Regions from separate parts of the Homo sapiens genome. Here all the other regions are linked to region 4. Evidence: chromatin contacts called from ENCODE Hi-C or POLR2A ChIA-PET data. All regions are on one chromosome and are shown on one strand. The core of a region is the stretch at or near the end of the contact, and the rest is flanking DNA. Distances in the headings are between cores, read along the strand shown.

What was found. Hi-C counts contacts between places; a loop is a spot of excess contacts on that map. ChIA-PET counts read pairs that join two places held with the same protein, here RNA polymerase II (POLR2A). Pooled maps may share reads with other maps.
Region 1: a loop to region 4 is called in a pooled map, with 3 times the contacts of the local background. The contact joins the enhancer-like site here to the promoter of FLYWCH2 in region 4. A Hi-C loop is called at or near these places in 1 of 50 pooled maps. POLR2A ChIA-PET finds 5 or more read pairs at or near these places in 5 of 52 experiments (CD8-positive, alpha-beta memory T cell, HEK293T, WTC11 and 2 more).
Region 2: a pooled map shows a loop between it and region 4 (4-fold over the local background). The contact joins the promoter of ZNF598 here to the promoter of FLYWCH2 in region 4. A Hi-C loop is called at or near these places in 1 of 37 single-sample maps with no recorded cell type and 2 of 50 pooled maps. POLR2A ChIA-PET finds 5 or more read pairs at or near these places in 2 of 52 experiments (HEK293 and activated B cell).
Region 3: a loop to region 4 is called in a pooled map, with 18 times the contacts of the local background. The contact joins the promoter of ABCA3 here to the promoter of FLYWCH2 in region 4. A Hi-C loop is called at or near these places in 1 of 168 maps with a recorded cell type or tissue (CD4-positive, alpha-beta T cell), 1 of 37 single-sample maps with no recorded cell type and 5 of 50 pooled maps. POLR2A ChIA-PET finds 5 or more read pairs at or near these places in 4 of 52 experiments (CD8-positive, alpha-beta memory T cell, OCI-LY7, WTC11 and 1 more).

Annotation. Positions count from the first base shown.
Region 1 is chr16:2,363,405-2,369,284 of GRCh38, forward strand. It overlaps the pseudogene ABCA17P. Among named protein-coding and RNA genes, the nearest start is that of ABCA3, 26 kb to the left of the region's middle. RefSeq lists an enhancer at 3,521-3,870. Within about 2 kb of position 2,572, at least 2 of the 41 ENCODE cell types and tissues checked have a DNase peak (open chromatin) inside an H3K27ac peak, as active enhancers do.
Region 2 is chr16:2,005,948-2,011,724 of GRCh38, forward strand. It overlaps ZNF598 (zinc finger protein 598, E3 ubiquitin ligase), which reads right to left and starts at 3,874. Exons shown (of 14, transcript NM_178167.5): 1 at 3,791-3,874; 2 at 3,678-3,789; 3 at 3,577-3,676. The coding sequence starts at 3,800. It overlaps LOC124903626 (a long non-coding RNA gene), which reads left to right and starts at 3,938. Exons shown (of 2, transcript XR_007064941.1): 1 at 3,938-4,155; 2 at 4,361-4,641. RefSeq lists enhancers at 753-1,700, 3,600-4,548, 4,073-4,232 and silencers at 3,173-3,242, 3,253-3,682, 3,773-3,992.
Region 3 is chr16:2,339,357-2,345,364 of GRCh38, forward strand. It overlaps ABCA3 (ATP binding cassette subfamily A member 3), which reads right to left and starts at 1,372. Exons shown (of 33, transcript NM_001089.3): 1 at 1,217-1,372. It also overlaps the pseudogene ABCA17P. RefSeq lists silencers at 993-1,052, 1,223-1,682.
Region 4 is chr16:2,881,478-2,887,119 of GRCh38, forward strand. FLYWCH2 (FLYWCH family member 2) reads left to right here and starts at 1,738. Exons shown (of 4, transcript NM_138439.3): 1 at 1,738-1,889. RefSeq lists an enhancer at 655-1,155 and silencers at 884-1,353, 1,854-2,023, 2,114-2,173.

The DNA.
Region 1 (5,880 bases), core at 1,322-3,821, 520 kb before region 4:
TTAACCAGGTATGGTAGTTGATGCTTGTAGACCCAGCTACTTGGGATGCTGAGGTGGGAGGATCTCTTGAACCTACAGTGAGCTATGATTGCACCACTGCACTCCAGCTTGGGTAACAGAACGAGACCCTGTCTCTAAAAAAATAAAAAATAAAAATGCCCTCAGTGGTAAAATGTGGGGAAATCACTGTTTTGAAAGTTGTGCTTCAGCCGGGTGCAGTAGCTCATGTCTGTAATCCCAGCACTTTGGGAGGCCGAGGTGGGCGGGTCACTTGAGGTCAAGAGTTTGTGACCAGCCTGGCCAGCATGGTGAAATTTCATCTCTACTAAAAATACAAAAAAATTAGCCGGGCGTGGTGGCACATACCTGTAGTCCCAGCTCCCTGGGAGGCTGAGGCAGGAGAGTGGCTTGAACCCAGGACGTGGAGATTGCAGTGAGCCGAGATCGTGCCATTGCACTTCAGCCTGGGCGACAGGCCAAGACTCCATCTCAAAAAAAAAAAAGAAAAGAAAGTTGTGCTTCATGCTTGTCTGGTATCCTAAAATACTATGTATTCTAATTCAGTTACCTTATACATATGAGATTATGAAATTTCTTTCTTTCTTTTTTTTTTTTTTTTGAGACAGAATCTCGCTCTGTTGCCCAGGCTGAAGTGCAGTGGCGCCCGTAATCCTAGCACTTTGGGAAGCTGAGGCAGGCGGATTCCCTGAGCTCAGGAGCTCAAGACCAGCCTGGGCAACACGGCAAAACCCTGTCTCTACTAAAAATGCAAAAAATTAGCCGGGCATGGTGGTGCGACTTGTAATCCCAGCTACTTGGGAGGCTGAGGCATGAGAATCACTTGAACTCTGGAGATGGAGGTTGCAGTGAGCCGAGATCAGACAGAGCAAGACTCCATTTCAAAAAAAAAAGAAAAAAAATCTAGATGAAGGAAAGAACCCAAAGAGATCAGTGGAGGCCCTAAACTGCTTTTGATCAAACATTCATCATACTAGGGGAAATCGAATGCTCGTTTTCATAGACTTGTAAGGCACAGAGGGAAAGAAGAAAAAGTTAAGTCCCATTCAAGGTGGGGTGTATATCATGAGACTATCTCCCCTTAAATCTAGGACCCCATATGCTTACATTGTAGTGGTGGTACTTAATGTAAGGTTGTGCTGGATGTAAACATGCCCCCGACTGCCTGAATGTTGCCTTGGAACTGAGCACAGCAGGGAGGGTCCTAGCTCTGAGATTTGTAGCTCAAATTCACATCACTTGGCTGTCAAAAAAAAGGAAGGAAGAAAGAAGGAGAGGAGGGAGAGAGGGAGGGAGGGAGGAAAGATGGAAGGGAGGGAGGGAGGGAGGGGAAGGGAAGAAAGAAGGAAGGGAAGGAGGGGAGGGAGGGAGGAAGGAAGGAAAGAAGGAAGGGCAGAGGGAAGGGAAGAAAGGAAGGAAAGGAAGGAATGAAAGGAAGGAAGGAAAGAAGAAAAGAAAAACCCCTCGAACTGTGAAGTGGGACAGTGGGACTCAGATTGACAGATGCAAATATATATTTTTCCTGGAATAATGTACCCTCCTTCTGTATCTCAAGACTCACCACAAGAGTATCAAGGTCAGTGAGCAAACATACTAGGAAACAGGACACCAAGGATGATTATCACTATGACAACAGACAGCAAAAACAGACCTGGAAAGATTCCAGATAATGGAATTATTAGTCTCGTGTTATAAAATCCCTATGTTTAGCTGGTTTGAAGAAATAAAAGACAACGTAAAAGGATTTATAGGTAGCATGTCATTATAGTCACCTAGCAAATTTGGGGAGAAAAAAGGAACTAGAACTTCTAGAAATGAAAAATAAAATAATCAACATGTAAAACTCAGGCTAGAAACAAGCCTTGAAAGGATAAAAGTGAACTTAAACTTCCTACAAGAACAAAACTCATTCTTTAATGAAAAACCACAAGGCTTGATCCAGGTCTCAGATCATGTGATCAGCACTTAAATTCTCTTCCTTCTTAGCATTACTTTCTTGATGCCCCAAGATAGTTGCTAGCAGTTCTTGGGACTATAGACTTCCCAGTTAAAGTTATGACTTGAAATAATGAGATTCATGTCCCTTAACTTACCTCCCTTATTTTCTGTCTCTCTCTGCTCGTGTATTTGCAGAACGAATGCTGGAGTTAATGGAGCAGTCAGCTGTCGATCTTAAGTCTCCTTAAGTAGAAAGCGGGCAGCTGGGTAGCCTTTGCCTTCACACCAGCCACTCACTGATGGGATTTTTCTCTCTGTAGTTTTAGGCTGTTCTTCAGTGTCTTTGTTTGAACGTTATATAATTGATGATCCCAAAGCTTTCTACATATTGGCAGGAATTGTTTTTGACCACAGCGTCAATGACAGCAATGGATCTTTGCCACTTGCGGTAAGAACATCCTTTCTCTAACAATTGTACTGTGCTGCCGAGACTTGAGCATGTGTTCCTTCTGCAGTCTTGTTGGCTGACCTGCCCCCGGCTTTTCTCTGTGGCAGCTTTGTCATCTTATTTCCAAAGGAGATATGCAAGGGCTCCTGTGTTTCATGTCTTACAACCTAGACTTTGAGGTCCCTTCCAGTTTTCAAATTCTTTAGAAGGCTTGTTGTGAGCAAGCCTTTATCCTGAGGGTACAGGATGGCGTATATTAAACTGCCTGATGACAGATGCAGACTACAAGATCAGCCTCCACAGACTTGCATTCCAGCCCTGCAACTCACCAGCTGTGTAACCTTGGAAAAACATTTCTGGGCCTCGGTGTCCTTATTGTTGTGAGGGCTAAAAGAGTTTTATGCCTATAAAGTGCTTAGAACAAAGCCTGGAACAAAATAACTTTCCAGAAGGATTAGTTATTGTTGTCATTACTAATAATCTTATGGACTTCAGATATGGTATGAGTGTGAGTTTGTTTAAGGAAAAGTTCATGTTGTAAACATGGGAATATTTGGTTTATGTTCTGGGATGGGAAAACCACTCATGTATAGCTTTTGTGTTGTACAGTGTATCTGATGATTAATTGTTGGAAGTTGCATGGGCTATTGGTAGATGGAGAGAGACATGTTAATAAAATAACCAACAATGTTTTTCAAGCATTTATTAATGCTAGGCAACACAGATACCATCTGGTTCAATCCTACTGTAGCCTATGAGGTAGACGTTGTTAATATCCCCATTTTACTCATGAGGAAACTGAGGAATGAAGTTTATGTAATTTGCCCAAGGTGTCAAGGCTATTCAGTAGGAGATTTGGGGTTAGAATCTGGGTGGTCTGGCTCCAGAGCCCTTGCTCTGAACTGTTCTGCAGCACACCATTCCTGAAGGGGGCTCAGGAGCGGCTGTATGTTTCCCAGGCTTGCACCACGGAGAATTTCCAGAGTACACAGGGAAGACCACTGTTGCAGCATGGTCTCCCAGGGGACACCTGCCAGTGTGGGCATCCTTCATCCTGTTACAGCTGACATCAAGCACAGATTTGTTCTGTCCTGTGCCTTTGCTGAGTTTCAGGAGTTCATAACCGAATTTGTTTTCTCTTTGTTCTTCATAGGTTAAGTATCAATTGCGCTTCAGTTACTTTCAGAAGAATTTTATACTGGGGAAGAATATATTTTTTCAAGATGACATAGAAGGCTGGTGCACATCCTTTCTTTACCCTCCCAATCCACGCCAAGAACCCCGGGAATTTCCATTTGCTGTTGGGGGAAGTCCTGGTGAGAAAGCCCCGAAGCTTGTGCGTGTTAAGAGCATGGCCGTGGCTGGGCGCGGTGTCTCATGCCTGTAATCTCAGCACTTTGAGAGGCTGAGGCGGGTGGATCACCTGAGGTAGGGAGTTCGAGACCTGACAAACATGGAGAAACCTCATCTCTACAAAAAATACAAAATTAGCTGGGTGTGGTGGCTCATGCCTGTAATCCCAGCTACTCAGGAGGCTGAGGCAGAATTGCATGAACCTGGGAGGCAGAGGTGGCGGTGCACTGAGACTGGGCCATTGCACTCCAGCCTGGGCAACAAGAGCGAAACTCCGTCTCAAAAAAAAAAAAAGAGCATGGCCACTTTTGTTGTTTTGTTTGTTTTGCTGCCAGCACATAAACTAGCATTTCAGAAGAGGTTGAAGGAGTTACATTTAGAAATGTGACATTCAGTAAACTGCTTACATTCTAGAGCAAGTAAAAACAGTAGTTATGGATTTGATTGTAACAATATTGAATTGTTTGGAGGAAGGATGGAAACATTTTACTGGAACAAGGAGTGCAGGGACCAGTGGGTGGCCAATTTAGCAGTGACATTTGTCATCATGGAGGAAACATGATCTGTGCTTTATGCATGTTTAAGATTTTCTCGGCTTCCCTTTTCCACCTGCAAATACCACTCCTATTTGGTTATTTTATTTTATTTTGAGATGGAGTTTCATTCTTGTTGTCCAGGCTGGAGTGCAATGGCACAATCTCGGCTCACTGCAATCTCTACCTCCCAGGTTCAAGCGATTCTCCTGTCTCAGCCTCCTGAGTAGCTGGGATTACAAGTGCCCACCATCACACCTGGCTAATTTTTTGTGTTTTTAGTAGAGATAGGGTTTCACCATGTTGGCCAGGCTGATCTCGAACTCCTGACCTCAGGTGATCCGCCCACCTCGGCCTCCCAAACTACTGGGATTACAGGCATGAGCCACCACTTTTGGCCCTATTCTATCTTTTTAAACACATGTCCTGTTCAACACGCATGTCATATTGTATGATCTATGTCTAACATGCCTCCATTACAATCTCCACTGACTGTATCCTTTGCATTTCATCCGTCTCATTTAATTTAATGAAGAAGAAACAGAAGATAATCATCCACACTCTTGGGACTCTCTGCATGTCTGTGCAGCTCCAAAGAGTCTGTTCCTGCTTTGGGGGAATCCCTGAACTCTTTCTGGCCTGTTCATTGGCTGATGCTTCACTTTGATTTTATTTACTCTGACTGATGCTTTTAGATCTTGCCTTGATTCTTATTCCATCCTCCCTGCCCCATCTGCAACACTGGTGCAGAATCCCAGTTCCTGTTCTTCAGGCCTCTTGGTCTTGGCTGGCCCTCTCCCTTTCCCTCTCATGAATCTCCCTATCTGCATTTCTAGTCTGGGAAAATCTCCTTTTCCCTGTCTGTCATTCAGGATAAGAGGACAGAAAATTAATGCCAGAAGGTTGGAGTTTTTCCAGGAGTTCCTATTTGTCCCAAGGGCTGGCATGTGGTCCCAAAGCCAGGTCCTGACTCCTGGCTGCCATAGTCCTCTCTTCTTGGGGAGCCATGCTGACTTTCTGCTCTGTCACCCTCTGTTGAGGGTGAAGGAGAGAGCCTTGCTGAGTGGCTGCTTTGCATCTGCTTGCTCTCTCCCATGCAAAGGGGTCTAACTGCACCTGACAGAGCAAACACCTAAAACTTGGCACCCAGTACTCCCTGGATCTGCCTGCGTTGCCCAACTCTCGCTTCTGGCAACCCCAGGTTCCTAGAGAAGTACTGGGGCAACACTGACACCTGTGCATCCTCTGTCCTTCACAATAAGCATCACATTCCCGACTGAAGGCCCATGGGCCAATCCGCTCTTGAAAGACTCATGCTCTCCCATTCACTTTAGATTTTTTGGTCTTCCTTTTTGTGAGGGGTTTAGGGTGAACATCCTCTAGGCAACTAACTTTTCTTAGAAAATTAAGCTGGTAATCTACATCTGTTGTAGAATGGCTCAAATATTGGCTTGAAGCCTCAGGCCTTTGTGCACACTAAGTGAGAGTCCAAGTCCGAGTACTTACAGTTTTGCATAATTCTAGAAAAGATCCAGCAGTTCTGCAGTGAAAATACTCCTACACACAATCAAGAATATGTAACCATTCTGA
Region 2 (5,777 bases), core at 2,624-5,123, 870 kb before region 4:
GAGCTGCGGGGAGCTGGGCAGAGGCAGGGCCAGGCCGGGCGGATCCCAGGTGCACTGACAGCACCCAGATGAAGGACCCAGGGTGGGCCAGCACGGGAGGGCTACATGCCCCATATGGAGTCTAGATGGGCATCCATCTGCACAGCAGCTAAGGCAGGTACTCCGAGCACCAGGGGTAGCAAGACCCAGAGTATTCGTCCCTCCTGAACAGCTGGGAGGGGTCACCTAGGCAGGGCACCTAAGCGGAGCAACGAGACAGGGGAAAGGAGACACTGGGTGGGCTCAGGAACAGGAAGAGGCTTGTGAAAGAACAATGGCTGTGAGCAAGGTGGGCCCAAGGCCACAATCACTGGAGCAGGAGGGCGTGCAGGTTTGGGGCCGGAGTGAGAAATACCACCTGATAGTGGGGGCCTGAGGCTGCCCATCCTCAGACAGGCAGGGAGACCAGGACTGGCTGCCCAGACCTCAGGAGCGGGCAGTGGGACAGCAGTGCAGCCTGGCATGGCCAGCATCGCCCTCCCTGAGGGTGAGGAGGGGGCTGGACAAGGCTGCGCCCCGCAGCACAGTGGCCAGGGTGGAGTCAGGCACGGTCCACTAAGGAGCCAAACAGCAAGACCCTCCCCCGCCTGATGGTTCCAGCACAGCCAGGCTGGGAGTAGGGGACGTAGGGGACATGGAGGCCAGGGGAAGATGGCTATGGGTAGGGGACTTGGGGGCCTGGGGGAGATGCCTGGGGTGGGACTTGGTGGCTGGAGGGAAATGGCTGGGTTGGGACGTGGGGGCAGGGGGGAGATGGCTGGGGCTACAGAGGGAGACAACAGGTCTAGGTCGCCCCAGCAGGAGAGGGTCACGTGTCTGAGGACAGAAGTACAGAACCCATGGGGAGAGGCTTGGGGATGGGCTATGCAGCAAATGATGAGGGGAAGGGCACTCTACGTGAGCCCTGGAGACGGCCAAGCTAGGCCCCAAGGAGAGCAAGAGGCAAATGGGGTGAGGCCTGCTTAGGAACAGGAGGCCCCCAAGACCCCCCACAGGGACAGGTGTGGTGTCTGCCTGGGGCCTTGCTGCTCTACACTCCCCAGCATGTCATGGGCACACAAAAGGACAGCGGTGAGGGCCTGCCCACACGTGGGGAGGGGGACCCTGGGGTTGGCTCCCAGGGCCATCTAGAGAGTCTAGACCTCCAAGGAGCCCAGATGGGGACAGCAGCAGCAGGGAGCATCTTACAGAGGGCCAGGGCCATGGGGGACGGGAGCGGGGTGGGGGGACAGCAGAAGCAGGGAGCATTTTACAGATAGGGCCAGGGCCACGGGGGACGGGAGCAGGGCGGAGGGGGAGCAGTAGGAGTAGGAAAGCATGACCCAAGCCAGCATGTCACCCTCCTGACCTGGGACCTTGGGTAACTGTGGGCTGGCCCTCTGCGCCCCCTCCCACTGCCTGCCTGTAAGGTGCAGGTGGGCTGCCCTGGGGGGCTTGCAGCCTCATCAGGACTCCTGCAGTAACACCAGGGACCAGAGCAAGCTGGAGAGCAAGATGCAAACAGCAGGAACCGGCCCTTGAGAAAGACGCAGCCAGGAAAGAGGCCCAGAACGTGGGGCTCCACCACCCCAGGACCTCTGTCAGCCATGGCCAAGACCAGCGCCCCCACCTCCCACGGAGGGGAGCCTGCCTCGGCTTCCACCCTGAGCACCTGCCAGGGGTCAGGCCCATCTGGCTCCTGGCCTGAGCAGCAGCTGCAGCCTCCACAGGGAAGGCCTGGGTCCAGGTGTGTGGAACTAACAAGCACATGGAGCCAGCCGATTCCACACGGCATCCTGGACACTTTCCTCACAATTTTCGCAAAACCTTAGTCCCATAAGGGAGGCCAAGGCAACGCCAGGGTTCAGGAGTTGAGGGTTGCAGTGGGAATTCCTGAGCACGCATGGGACACAGAATATATTCAGGGGATGGTGCTGAACTCAGTAAGGAAAAAGGAGACTAGAGTGAGGCGGCAAGCTCAAGATGGGAAGAAAATAGAACGAATGCAAAGGAGAGGAGACCAGCAAACAGCAAACTTTCCAGGAGCCCCTCCTTCAGCCCAGTAAGGCGGGGTAGGCCCTAGAGGAAGCCGGCTGGGGGCACCCAGTGCCAAACCACACCCCGGCTGACAGCTCATGTCCGCAGCCCCCAGCCACAGAGCTCCTGGAGGGCGTGGGGCCTACAAGGAATGAGAGCGGGCAGAGGCTGCCACAGTAAGCATACGCAGATGTTCACTCATGTCTTGCATCAGACCTGCAGCCTGGGTCGGGACCTCACGTGCCAAGAACTCCTTAGCGTCTTCTTTCCGGAAGGAAGCTACAGGTGTGCTGGGAAACCTAGCTGTTGGAGAGTGAGGTCATGCTATGCAGGACTGGCTGGCAAGGCAGGCCCTGGCAAAGCCAGGAAGCGCCCTGAGGAAGCCACGGGCCAAGGTCCTCTGTGACTGTTCCTGCACCCCAGATCTCCCCGGGGTCTGGGTCGGCCTCCTCCTGTCACATGACAGACTGATAGAATCTCCAAATGTCTTTTTCCAAAAAGGGCACAGACTATAAGCCCACAAATTGCTCAGAGAATTGCAGCATCTCTTCAACTCCTTTGATGTAAACGTCTACTTAAAGAAAGAAAAGGAAAAAAAGAAAGAACCTACACCTCAATACTGCTCTGCATCACTTCTGGGGAGAAGAAAGTTAGATTCCTGGCAGATGTCACCAGCCGAAGCCTTCTATGAACAAACCGGGGGAATTTCACAATGCTGGAAGCAAACAAATCTCTAAGCTCAGCAAACCAACGGGCTCCAGCCAGGTGCCCACAGCCAGCAGCTGGCAGTGCAGTGAGGGTGGAGGAACGCTGCATGGTACCCTCTGACCCCTCCACGGCTTCCAAGTCTGTACAGTCAAAAACGTCTCCCATTCACTGCGGAGATGAGCGCCAAAGGCGGGGGGCGGCGGCGAGGAGGAGGACAACTTCCTAACACTTTTCTCCCTTCCCGCCAAGAAGCGCGAGGGGGCCTTCCCCTCCGACGGGCAGGTCTCCTTCCGAGGCTAGTGTCACCTCCACTCCACAGAGGAAAACGTCAGTCTCGGAAGGAGTTTGCTCAGGGTCATCCAATGGGGGCCCAGAAACACAGCTGGGCTGAGAATGCCCAGAGTTTGACGCCCTGCTTCCAGGACGGATGGCCTCCGCAGAGTCCCCCTTGCCTTGTTTCCTCGAATGGAGGACCCTGGAAAATAAACTCCTGAAGACGAGCAGGTCACCGAGTTCTCCATCTGATCAGGACCCTTCCTGAGGCCCGGCAGGAACCCCCGGGACACGGGGGAAGTCCCCAGGCTGTCCCCACAGGGCTTGCCCCCTCCTGCAACCCGCTCGGCCGCCTCCGGCCTCCAAGCCCCAACGCCCCGCCGTCAGCCGCACGGCCGGGACCCCGCCCTGGGTGGCCCCACCAGGCCTCTCTCGGAAGCCGGCGCCGCCGGGCCCACGGCCGGACCTCAGTGAGGCAAAGTCCCCATCCGGTCGCCGGGAGCCCCGCTGCCCCCGGGCCGCGCCCCCGGCGCCCCGCACCTGGCGCAGCTCCTCGCGGCACACGGCGCAGTAGCGCTGCTCGCAGAGCACCCGCATCTTGGTAGAGCAGCGGTAGCACACCGGGTGGTCGCAGCGGCCCCAGCGCCGTGGCCTCCAGGTCTCCGCAGCACAGCACGCAGCTCCCGCCTCCCCGCTCAGGAGCTGCCGCCGCCTCCGCCTCCATGTCCGCGCGCCGCCCCTCGGCGCCCCCCGGCCGCCGCCATGGTCCGGGATCCGGCCCCCCTCTCGGCCGGTCGTGGCGCCGAGCGGCCTGGCTCCCGGCGGGCCCGCCCCTTCCGGGCAAACGTCACCGCCCCACCCAGCAACGGGCCCGCCCGGCGCAAGTGCGCGTCGCGACTTCCGCCTCAGCGCGGCGCCGGCTAGAGCGGTGGCCCTGATAGAGGCCGCTCTACCATGAGCCGACCGCTCGAAGGTCCGCGCGGCCACGCGGCCAGCCCCGGGCTCCTCTGGGCCACGCGTGTCACGTCAACACTCGCCGGGCTCCACGAACTGGCGTTGTCAGATGAAACACGGCACAACTGGTTTGCATCTCAGATGAACAAGGGGTCATGTCTTAGTGTAAGTATAGCCCAAATATTGATGGGCTAGGCTCATACTAAAATGCTGCTCCTTATCTGAAATTGACATTTAAGTGGACCTGCCGTATTTGTATTTGCTAAATCTGGCCACCTTATTAGGAAACCGGTCTCTGGTATTTGGAACACACACAAGCGTGGTCCCGCCTCCACTTCCCTAATGCCCTGTTTAAATCCCTACATGAAAGACAACGTGAAAGGCAGCACGTGGTGACGTCCATCTCGCAGCCCAGGGCAGTCTCGCCAGGCCTGCCCAGAAGGGGCCTCTGGAAGGCACGAACGGAACCTGTCCTCTTTACGCTGGGCCCAGCACAGGACGTGTTTGGATGGATGCTGCAGTAACAGGGCCTCCTCCCTACCCTTGAGGGCCAGGCACACTCAGGACCTCCCTCCCTCTGCCATCCAGAAGGCAGGTCCAGATCTAAACCCTACTGGAAAAGAGGCAGTAAATTGTATCAATGAGCCTGAACTTTACTTACTTTATTTGAGACCGGGTCTTGCTCTTGCTGTAACACAGTGGTACGATCACAGCACACTGAGGCCTCAACCTCCTGGGCTCAAGTGATCCATGCCCAGTGAACTTGGACTTTAGAAACAGACACAAATGGGCTTGAAACCCCAATTTTGCCACTTGAAAAAAGCTGTCAGGCACAGTGGCTCAAGCCTGTAATCCCAGCAGTTTGGGAGGCTGGGTGGCCCGGATTGCTGGAGCCTGGGAATTTGAGACCAGCCTGGCCTACACAGTCAGGCTCCATCTCCACAAAAAAAATTTTTAGGCCGGGCGTGGTGGCTCACGCCTGTAATCCCAGCACTTTGGGAGGTTGGGATCACCTGAGGTCAGGAATTGGAGACAAGCCTGACCAAAATGGTGAAACCCCATCTCTACTAAAAATACAAAAATTAGCCGGGCGTGGTGACATGTGCCTGTAGTCCCAGCTACTCGGCAGCCTGAGGCAGTAGAATCTCTTGAAACCGTGAGGCAGAGGTTGCAGTGAGCCGAGATCACGACAATCACGCCACTGCACTCCAGCCTTGGCAACAGAGCGAGACTCCATCTCAAAAAAAAAAAAAAAAACACACACGACTAGAGTGCAGTGGCGTGATCTCGGCTCACTGCAAGCTCCGCCTCCCGGGTTCACGCCATTCTCCTGCCTCAGCCTCCTGAGTAGCTGGGACTACAGGCACCCGCCACCACGCCCTGCTAATTTTTTTTTTTTATTTTTAGTAGAGACAGGATTTCACCATGTTCGCCAGGATGGTCTCGATCTCCTGACCTCTTGATCCACCTGCCTTGGCCTCCCAAAGTGCTGGGATTACAGGCATGAGCCACTGTGCCTGGCCAAAACACACAAAAATTAACGGGGCGTGGTGACATGCGCCTGTAGTCACAGCTTCTCGGGAGGCTGAGGCACGAGAAACGCTTGATCCCAGGAGGCAGAGGTTTCAATGAGCAGAGATTGCGCCCCTGCACTCCAACCTGGGCCACAGAGTGAGACTCCATCTCAAAAAAAAAAAAAGAAAACTGGGAAAAGTTATTGTAAGGATGTAAGAAGTTCAACATCTTGGCTGGGCGCGGTGGCTCACACCTGTAATCCCAGCTTGAAA
Region 3 (6,008 bases), core at 122-2,621, 540 kb before region 4:
CGTCGTCCTGTTTTTCAGGTAGAGTTAGCAAAGGTTCAATTTAAAAGAAAAATTATCTAAGAAGTTAAAAATGAAAGTGTGGGGGAGATTCCCATGACATCCATTTTTATCTATTTTTCCCTTTCTCTTACATTTCTCATGAGGCAAACTTTCTAAAACAGTCTTAGTCTTTTCAAGTTTACAAAAGGCAGCGCCCAGACTATCTGAATAAAATGACGGGATGCCCAGGAGAAGAGTGAACCTCTCCCACGTGCTCCCTGCCTGGGCTCCATGCTGTCGCGGGGTCTCGGCTACTCACTCAGCGGGCATTTCTGGAGTTCCAGGAACACAAACCCCAACAAGATCCAATCGACGCCTTCCCGGAGTGCACAGTCCAGGACGTAACCCGGAGAACAAGCGGCAATTACCCCCTGAGGACATGGCTTCATCTGTGCGACAGACACCAAGCGCCTTCCCCACGCCCCTGACCATAAGGCCGTCCCGGCCCTTCTGAAGCGTGGAGCCGGCTTGGAACAGAGCCAAGACACACGGACGCGATGCACACAGGCGTCCTGACCGAGGGCGCCGAGAACGCGGCCTCCGGCGACTGCCACAAGCCCCTCCGCCTGGACTAGCGGCTCCCCTTTCCCGTTCCCACACAGTGGAGGGCGCAGCAAACGCCCGCCGCGGACCGTGGGCCTTGGATTCGGATTTGGAGGCTCCTCGGAACCAGAGGGTGGGAGCAGGCGGAATCCAACCCGGGCGGCTTTGCCACCGCGCGCCCGGCATCCCTGCGGCCGGAAAGCGGCGCCATCTCCGCAAGTGCGCGGCGGACGCCTGCATCCCTCGGGGCCGGGGCTGTCGGTCGCTACATATCCACCTTCTGGGCGCACACAGAGGGCCCGGGCCGTGCCGAGTCTCCGCAGGGTCGAGCTTCCCCGCGCGGCGCGGGCTCAGGCACTGCCCGCAGTGCGGGACACGCCCAAGGCTCGGATGGGAGCCGACGCTGAGGGAGCGGCACCTGCAGGGAGCGCCCGGAGCCGAGGCCGCGGCAGGAGGGGCGGGCGCGGGCGCGGCCGGAGGGGATGCGGGGTCGCGGGAGGGGCCCGCAGGCCAGGCCGGAGCTGGGGGGGGCCCGAGGCCCGAGCTGGCCGGCGAGGGTGGGAAGGGCGGACCCGGGTGGGGACCGCAAGCCCCGGGAACGAGCGCGCGAGCGGCGGGTCCCGGCGGCACTCACCGAGCCTGGGCGCCGGGGCGGCGGCGGCCGGCGCGCGGCCCTCTCGCGGGGTCCCCTCCCTCGGCCACCCGGGCTCCGCTCCAGCCTCGCAGTGGCGGCGGCACTGACAGCTGCGTGGCCGCCCTGGAGGGGAGGGTGCGCCTGCAACCCGCTACTGGCGGACGCAGCGGCCGCTCCGGCTCCTGCAGGGGGCGCCGCGGATGGCGCGTGCGCAGTCGGCCGCCCCTGCAGGTGCCCGGTCCACCCCCGGCCGCCTCGGCCGCTCCGGCCAGCCCAACCCCGCGCCTGCGCGGTGCCCCCTGCATGTCGCCCATGCCCGGCAGAGGGCGCTCTGACTTGCGCGTGCGCAGTCAGCCACCCTGCGAGTACGCGGTTCGCACCCGGCCGCGCGGCAGCCCGTGCTTGCGCACTGCTCTGTGCCCGCGCCTATGTCCAGCAGGGGGCGCGCAGCGGCGGTAGCCGAGCGAGGGCGCGGTGGCCTCTGACAGGAATGACTCTGCGCACGTGCGTTTCGCAGCAGTGGAAGTCTTCACACCCGGAAACTCGACTTTGGCCGTTTCTCCATTTCTCCTCACGCACTGTCTTTCCTTGGGCCCTCGTCACTCCTGGCACCGGGGGAAGGGCTTCCCCGCCTCTGGCCGGGCGCTGGGGCGCGACCGAAGGCGAGGCGGCGGCGAGGAACCTTCTGGAATTCGGCCGTCGGGGCAGGCGTCGAGTTTACAGGAGAAGGCGCGGTGTCCCGGGATGAGCGGAGTCGCCCTCACTTAAGGAGCGAGGGAGGCCTCGGGGGTCCCCAGCCGGGTAGGAGTCACCTCAGGCAGGAGGGCCCGGCCTTGTCGGGGTCACCTGGCGGGAGGGTCCCGGGGTGGGGCGGGGCCGCCTGTGAGGAGGGTCCAGAGAGGGTCGGGGTCACCTGAGGGGAGGGTGGGGGGGTTCGGGGATGGTTGGGGTCACCCGACGGGATGGTCCGGGGAGGGTCGGGTTCACCTGAGGGGAGGGTCGGGGAGGGTCCGGAGAGGGTCGGGGTCACCTGAGGAGGTGGTCCGGAGAGGGTCGGGGTCACCTCACGGAGCGAGCGGAACGGGGTCACCTGGAGGGAGTGTCCAGGGCGGGGGCCCTGCAGGGAGTCGCCTGCAGGGAGGGTCCCGGGCGTGTCACATTAGGCGGTCCCAGGGACGGGTCGCGGTCTAACGGGACGGGAGTGGGGAGGTGGGTCGGGGTGTCCCTGGGCCGGACCGGGTCGTGGGACTGGGTCGCCCCAGGCAGGAGAGCCTGGGAGGGGCGGGCCCCCTTGGCGTGGCAGGGAGAGGTGGAGTGAGGGACTCCCGGGCTCCAGCATGAGGGCGGGCGCCGCGCGGGGCCGACAGTTGCCGCGGGCCGGGGCCAATGGGTCCCCGAGCGCCGCCAGCGGCCGGACCACAGTGAGGTGCGTCCGTGGTCCCGGCGCCCCGGGTGAGGGAGGGCTGCTGCCGGTCCTGCCGCTGGGAGCCGCCTGCGACCCGCACCGCCAGCCCCGCGCCCAGCCAGCCGCCGGCACCACGACCCGACGGCCCCGACCTAATGCAACGCCCCGGGCCGGGGGCGGAAATCGCCCACCCCCAAGAGTCCTGATGGAGTAGGGTTTGAGCGGCTCGTTCCCCATTTTACTGTGTACATAGCACCTTTCACTCTGATGATGTTCTGGATAGCCCATTCCGCGAGCAAAGGGACTTCGTCAGGTTCATGCCTAGATCCAGGGTCCTAGAGTGCCTGGGGCGGAGGAGGCTCATGCTAAATAATTTGTTCAGTGGAATCACAGAGACCTGGCTTCAGATCTTGACCCACCAATTAATGTAGACATGTCATTTTATCTTTCTGAGTCTCAATTTCCTATCCCTAAAATTGAAATTATAATAATAGTAATTAATAATAATAGCAAACTCAAAGGTTTTTTGTTGGTGTATTCTTTTCTTTTTTGGGTCAAATGAGAAAATGCATGTTTAAGTGCTTACTACAATACCTGACACATAAATGCCAAATAAATGGTAGTATATAATGTGAGTATAGCTAGGGATTTACATAGCCTAGTCTCCGTAATGAGCATACAGGGGGAAAAAAAACCCCAAACAATTGAATGCAGTTACAGGATGGGTGGGGGAGTGGATTATTAATGCGCTGCAAACATCCTAAAAACCCCCTTTCCCCATCAGTCTTCACAGACTGCAACACCCCATCCAAAATGTCTTCCCCATTCTCTGCTTCGTCCCAGAAAATGATGTGAACTTGGCTGCTTGGCCCTGTCTTCACCCGGTCATATCCTCAGTCATTTTTCTTTCCAAAACCAATCCTTGCCATTTCCAAATTGAATTTGTTAGACCTTGCACGTTTTTCCGGCCTTTTCAAAACTGGATCCCAATTCTCTGTAACCAAATCCAGTACCAGAACTGGCTGACTCAGAATTTACCTTAGATGGAAGATAGGGTAGGAATTTTGGAAGAAGGATGACCTTACAGATCAAGACAGACAATTGCAGGGTACTAATTTTATATCTTTTTTCTTAACTCTGCCAGGTTAATTGTTAATTATTATAATCACAATCATGAGGTGGGAGGGTGTGAAGGCCACTGGGAAAAGTATCTTATGCCCAAAAATTTCAGGCTCTGAACTGTTAAAAAACAGTTGCCCACAGTGAGCTGGACCCTTTTGATGCCCTTCAACAATCCCTGGATAATTCATCACATTGTGCTCAAGGCCCACTACTGAAAAAATAAAGCAAACCTAGATGCTCCACCTAGTCATTTCTTTCCAGATGGAGGCCCAGATAAGGTCATAATTTCTTCAGAGTCACCCAGTAGAGCTGAGATGACAACCTCCGTGTTCAGGCTCCTGGACTCTACCCCTCTCTTATATGGAAACACTCACATCCATATACCATGAATACATGCTGAGAAATTGAAGGATACACTCCTTGAAGTTACTATGGTTCAAACATTTCTTTTCTCTCAAGATTGATGGTAAACATTATAGTGGATGGTGACACTCATAAACAAATCTTACAGCTTCACAAAAGGCAGTAAACCTAGCCATTATACTAGTCGGCTAGATATAATTAAACCAATAAGCTCCCAATTCTTTGAAGGGGTACAAATACTATACCCTATCTATCTATCTATCTATCTATCTATCTATCTATCTATCTATCTATCTATCTGTCTATCTATTGTATCGTACAACAGTACCCAAATTGCTGATATTCAATACAGTATCTTAGAATAGGGCTTCTTTGATTGTTTCCCTGGGAATGATGTTATAATTCAGAGACGCATTGTAGACCAAGGGCTGTACACATATTCTTTCATTCAGTGATTGGGAAGCATTATATTGTAATGGTTAAAACTGAACTCTGGCCATATTGCCTCAGATTAAATTCCAGCTCTTAATGTCTTTAGGCAAATTACTGGACCTTTCTGTGCCTTGGTTTCCTAGTATAAAATGAGGATTGTATAACAATTCCTCACAGAATTGTTGTGAGGATTAGATGCATTAAAACATGTAAAGTACAGGACTTAGAAAAGTCCTTGGCATTCGGCAAGGGCTCAATAAGTGATCTAAGCATTATACTGTATGCTTTGGAAACAAACGCATGAACATTTTTTTTTTTTGAGACGGTGTTTCACTCTTGTGGCCCAGGCTGGAGTGCAATGGCGCAATCTCGGCCCACTGCAGCCTCCGCCTCCCGGGGTCAAGCGATTCTCCTGCCTCAGCCTCCCAAGTAGCTGGGATTACAGGCATGCGCTGCCATGCCTGGCTAATTTTGTATTTGTAGTAGAGACGGGGTTTCTTCATGTTGATCGGGCTGGTCTCGAACTCCCGACCTCAGGTGATCCACCACCTCGGCCTCCCAAAGTGCTGGGATTACAGGCATGAGCCACTGCACCCGGCCCAACAAATGAAATTTATGTGTTTTGAAGGATCTCACAAAACAGAGTTGCTTAATTCGATTTAGTTTTCACTGTGTGCTTACTATATGCCAGATGAAACTTGAAATAAAAATGTGAATAAGCCACCATCTATACTTTAATAGAATTCAGAGTGCCCAACAATATGTTGTTAGAAGCAAAGATACAGCAATTGAAGACAATACAGACTATGAGTTGCAAAAATGGGCATTAATACATGGACTATCTCAATTATTCAGGGATTTCCTTTGTACTATTAAGTAGTACAGAAACTATAAGTAAGCTGTTTCCTAACTATATTTGTCTAAACCAAATCACTCGCTTTAAAATAGTTATTTTGCTTAGGTTTTAAACATTTAGAAATTTTGAGGAGATGATTTTTATGGATGATTTGCATGCTCTCAAATTAATTTTAAATTTAACAAGTGTTACATGAATATATTCTTGTTGAGAAATTCAAACTAATAGGCAAACCAAAATTCTTTGTAACCGCCATCCCCTTCCCTGATTTCCTCTCCATGGTCATAGTTTGGTAAATAAGCTTCTTAAAGTTTTTTAAATGTATTTGCACACATATATAGATTAGCCTATACAAGTGTAGCATTATTTATCATTTTTCCATAAATGATATTCTGTGGGCATGATTCTTCAGTTTTCTTTTCAGAAATGAAAATTGGACATTTGACATTTGAACCTCTCTCCTGTGTTTGGAAAACTCTCCATCAATGTGATACAATGGTGGAAAGCGGGGTCTAGGCTCAATGGAACAGGTGCTTTTGCAAATGTATTACAGGTGTTTTCCCCAGGTTGTCTGTCAGCTTTTTACCTTTTTTTCAAAGAAAAGTTGTTTTTTT
Region 4 (5,642 bases), core at 488-2,987:
TCACCGGAGGTAACTCCGGTTTGATACCAGCCTGGCCAACATGGTGAAATCCCATCTCTACAAAAATATAAAAATTAAGCATGATTACCGGTGCCTGTAATCTCAGCTACTTGGGAGGCTGAGGCGGGAAAATCGCTTGAACCCGGGAGGCGGAGGTTGCAATAAGCAGAGATCACGCCACTGCACTCCAGCCTGGGCGACAGAGCGAGACTCCATCTCAAAAAAAAAAAAAAAAAATCTTTGACATCAGAGATTCATATACAAAGATATTTATAACATCATCAAGTTAAAAACAACCAGTAGTCTGTGAATGATTAATAGATAACAGCAAATAAATGCACAAAGGTAGCTGGGCACGGTGGCTCACTCTTGTAATCCCAGCACTTTAGGAAGCCGAGGCGGGTGGATCACCTGAGGTCAGAAGTTCAATACCAGCCTGGCCAACATGGTGAAACCCGTCTCTACTAAAAGTACAAAAATTAGCCGGGCGTGGTGGCGGGCGCCCGTAATCCCGGCTACTCAGTAGGCTGAGGCATGAGAATTGCTTGAACCCGGGAGGCAGAGGTTGCAGCGAGCCGAGATCACGCCACTGCACTCCAGCCTGAGCGACAGAGCGCAATTCTCGTTTCTAAAAAAAAAAAAAAAGCACAAAGGCCTTGAATGACACCAGACAATGCCCGGGGAGATAGGATAGTGGGATGGGGGCAGCGGGAGCCTTGGTAGCGGAGTCCACGGTGGGATTCAGAGACCTGCAGAGCCAGGGCCGGGAGGGGCAGGGCAGAGGAAGGGCGTGCAGCGACGCTGGCATTCGGACGTGAGAAGGCGGAAGGTGCGGGAGGCCCCAGAGGATCTCGACCTGGACCCTGGAGCCCTGGGGCGGTGGCACATTCAGCGGCCGCTTTAGAGCGAGGGGGGCGGGGCGCGGAGCCAGGCTTAGGGGGACCAAGGTGGCCGGGGTAGTGGGGGCGACCCCGCGGGGCTGGGAGAGCCGCGGTGAGCCTAGGGGGCTGTGCGGGGGCCGCTCTGGACGCTGCAGCCAAGTGTCCCAGGAAAGCAGCGCCCAGGGCCCCACAGCTCCCTGTGCCCGGACCCAGCCCAGTCCCACTGCAGTGGGTGGCTGGAGGATGGCGAGTGTCCCGGGCACCCCTTGGGCCGGGTGAACGTGGTTGGGCACGGAGAGGGCGGGGCCCGTGGGCACGGGTGGGCCCAATGGGCCAGGGCTGGACCAATAACGAGAAAGGATGAATGGACAGGGGCTGAACTACAGAGAGAGGGCGGGACTATTGGGCGAGGGCTGGACCAATGGGCAGGGGCTAAACTAATAGACGAGGGCTGGACCAATGGCGCGGATGAGGCTGCTGCGTCGTCAAGGATGCAGAGCTTAAAGCAAGGCAGTGGCTTCCATGAGCCTAAACACCTTCCCTCCGCACGCTCGGTATCGCGACGGGGGAGAGCAAAACCTTTAAACAAATGCTCCAGTTTTCCCCGCAGAGAGCCGGAGTCAAATCCGTGAGGAAGCCCGGGGGTCGCAGTGAAGCCCAACCCACTGGTGCTGGGATAACCTCGCCCGCAACCCGGATCCAGGCCGCAGGTCCCCCGAGGCTCCGCCCCTGACGGCGACACTCAATCCCGGGTGTCCCCGCCCCCTTACTGAATTTTGGCCCCGCCTCCGCCCTCCGATTGGCCGGACGCCAGCTCTACGCCGCACGGGCAAGACGCGGAGGAGCGGCCCCAGCCAGAAGACAGGGCACCCGCGGCCTTGCTGCGCATGCTCGCGCTGTGACCCCGGCTTGAGGTAACAGCGCGAGCTGAGGCTGGGGCCCTTGGCGCGGAGGCTGAGGGACCCGCCGCGGCGCTGTCGCCGGAGAGGGAGGGCACCGCTGTCGTCGGTGAGGACGGGCCCTGGCGGGCGGGGAGGGTCCTGCGTCCTCGGCATGGACGAGTCCCCGGCCCGGCTCTCTCGGGGGTCCCGAGGGCTGCGGGTGCTGAGGAGGGGTCCGCGTCCTGGTGCTCAGGCCGCCTCCTGTGGGGTCTCCCGCGATTCCCTCTTTGCCTCTCGCCCCTCCTTCCCCACCCCCTCCAGTCCCTTGTCCAAAGCCTCAACACCCCCACACGAAGGAGGTCCGCACTCGCCCGCCGGTCCCTGGCCGTGTCCGCCGCGCCCAGCGCTGCCTTCCCGGCACCCCCCAACCCCCGCCGGCCTCGTCCCACGGTTGCAGCTCGGGAGGTCCCTGCAGGGACGGCAGCGAGTTGGAGGCGTGAGATACTGGGGCGGGGGAGACACTCGGGGCCTCAGGGTGTGGGTATTCTTGAGAGAGGAGAGAGCCGGGGAGCTGGGACCATTTGGGCGCAGCCCAGCCCGCGTTTGATGCCAATTGCATTGGGTAAAGGAGTGAAATAAAGATTCTGAGCCCTGGTGATTAGGGGAAGGAGCTGCCATGGCTGAAATTGCCATGGTGGGGAAGCTCCGCGCTGCACACCTTAGAGTAGCAGTTCTTGGCCTTCTTGGGGCAGGGGTCACTGCCGGTTTTTTAAATCTCCCTGTGAGGACGTGTACTGCACACCTTAGTGTCCCGTCATCCTGTCGGGGTCAATAACAGCCCCGCTGTGGACTGCGTGGAGCAGTAATTATTGGGGAGCAGCTGTCCATATCGTCTGGGAACTTTTGCGATGACTTCACCCTTGCCTGTCATCTATTAACAGCCCCTGATAAATTCACCACTATTTCCGTTACGCAGATGAAACCTGCTGGGAGGGTAAGGGATTTGTCCTCGCGGCTGAGGATGCCGGTGCTGGTGGACATTAGTGATGTTTCTCCCCCGTGCGTATGAAGATGATTCTGTGGGTCCACCATGAGGCACCAGGCAGGGGTCCTGTCGTCCAGAACATCGTCAGTGAGGGATTGAACCTTGTATTAGTTTCCTGTTGCTGTCCTAACAAATAAGGTGGCTTAAAGCAACACAGGCCGGGCGCGGTGGTTCACGCCTGTAATCCTAGCACTTTGGGAGGCCGAGGCAGGCAGATCACAAGGTCAGGAGATAGAGACCATTCTGACTAACATGGTGAAACCCCGTCTCTACTAAAAAAAAAAAAAAAAAAATACAAAAATTAGTCGGGGCCGGCGCGGTGGCTCACGCCTGTAATCCCAGCACTTTGGGAGGCCAAGGAGGGTGGATCACCTGAGGTCGGGAGTTCGAGACCAGCCTGACCAACATGGAGAAACCCCGTCTCAACTAAAAATACAAAATTAGCCGGGTGTGGTGGTGCACGCTTGTAATCCCAGCTACTTGGGAGGCTGAGACAGGAGAAAGGCTTGAACCCGGGAGGCAGAGGTTGCAGTGACCCAAGGTCGCGCCACTGCACTCCAGCCTGGCCGACAAGAGCGATACTCCGTCTAAAAAACAAAAACAAAAAAAAAACTCCGGGTGATTCTTAGGGATAGTGACATTGGGGAACTGCTGTTCATATGTTCATAGACTCAATTTACCTTTTTCTGAATATTTAACAACTTTATTGAGATAATTCACATACCGTGCAATTTACCCATTTAAAGTGTACATTTCGGCCGGGCGCGGTGGCTCACGCCTGTTATCCCAGCACTTTGGGAGGCCAAGGAGGGCGGATCACGAGGTCAGGAGATCGAGACCATCCTGGCTAACACGGTGAAACCCCGTCTCTACTAAAAATACAAAAAATTAGCCAGGCGTGGTGGCAGGCGCCTGTAGTCCCAGCTACTCCGGAGGCTGAGGCAGGAGAATGGCGTGAACCCGGGAGGCGGAGCTTGCAGTGAGATCACGCCACTGCACTCCAGCCTGGGCGACAGAGCGAGACTCCGTCTCAAAAAAACAAAACAAAACAAAAAAAAAAATATACAGTTCAGTGGCTTTAGTGTGATCACAAAGTTGTGCAACCCTCATGAAAATTCCTTTTAGGACATTTTCATCACCCCATAAAGCACATACCCACTAGTAGTCAATTCTCATTCTCCCCTTCCCCACCCCAATCCCGAGATAACCACAAATCTACGTTCTGTCTCCATAGATTTTCCTACTCTGTAGATTCTCTAGACTCTAAGTAATTTCATGTAAATGGAATCATATAATATGTGGTCTTTTGGGTCTGGCTTCTTTTACCGAGCATAATTTCTTCAAGGTTCATTCATGTTGTAGCATAGATTTTTTTTACTGCCAAATAATATTCCATTTTATACATGCACCACATTGTACTTATTCATTCATCCATTGATGGATATTTGGGCTGTTTTGAATATCCATCGAAACGTTTTGGCTTTCATGAATAATGCAACTGTAACATTCATGTACACATTTTTATGTGGACATGTGTTTTCCTTTCTTCCAGGCATATAGCTAGTAGTGGAATTGCTGGGTCATAGGGTAACTCTACATTTAACCTTTTGAGGAACTGCCAGGCTGGTTTCCAAAAATGGCTGCACCATTTTACATTCCCCTCAGCAGTGTATGAGGGTTCCAGTTTCTCCTCATCCTCACCAGCACTTGCTATTATCTGTTTTTTGTTTGTTTTATTATGTCCATCCTGGTGGTGTGAAGTGATATCTCATTGTGGTTTTGATTTGCATTTCCCTGGTGACTAATGATGTTGAGCATCTTCTCATATATTAGCCATTTGTATATCTTCTTTAGAGAAAAGCCTGTTTGGAGCCTTTGCCCATTATTATTATTATTGTTATTATTTTTTTTTTTTAGACGGAGTACCACTTTGATGCCCAGGCTGCAGTGCAGTGTAGTGCAGTGGCGCCACCTCGGCTCACTGAAATCTCCACCTCCCGGGTTCAAGCAATTCTCATGCTGCGCAGCCTCCTGAGTAGCTGGGATTACAGGCATGTGCCACCATGCCACCAATCCAAAAAAGAAAATAATTTTTGTATTTTTAGTAGAGACAGGGTTTCACTATGTTGTCTAGGCTGATCTCGAACTCCTGACCTCAGGTGATCCTCCTGCCTCAGCCTCCCTAAGTGCTGGGATTACAGGCATGAGCCACCACGCCCTGCCCCTTTGTCCTTTTTTTTTTTTTTTTTTTTTTTGAGGCGGATTTTGCTCTTGTTGTCCCGGCTGGAGTGCACTGGTGCAATCTCAGCTTACCGCAACCTCCGCCTCCTGGGTTCAAGCAATTCTCCTGTCTCAGCCTCCTGAGTAGCTGGGATTACAGGCATGTGCCACCAAGCTTGGCTAATTTTGTATTTTTAGTAGAGACAGGGTTTCTCCATGTTGGTCAGGCTGGTCTCGAACTCCCGACCTCAGATGATCCACCTGCCTCGGCCTCCCAAAGTGCTGGGATTACAGGTGTGAGCCACCATGCCCAGCCGCCCATTTTTAAATTGTTTGTTTGTTTGCTTGTTTATTACTGAGTTGTAATAGTTCTTTATAAATTCCAGATACAAGTCCCTTATCAGATATATGATTTGCAAACATTTTTTCCCATTCTATGGGTTATCTCTTAACTTTCAAAAGTTTTATGGCTAAAACACAAAACTCTTAAACTTAGTTGAAGTCCAGTTTATTTCTTCATTGGTTGTTTGTGCCTTTCATTATATTGAAGAAAGCTTTGCCTAATCTAAGGTTATGAGAATTTAGTTTTTCTTTTAAAAAAAAGTTTTATTACTG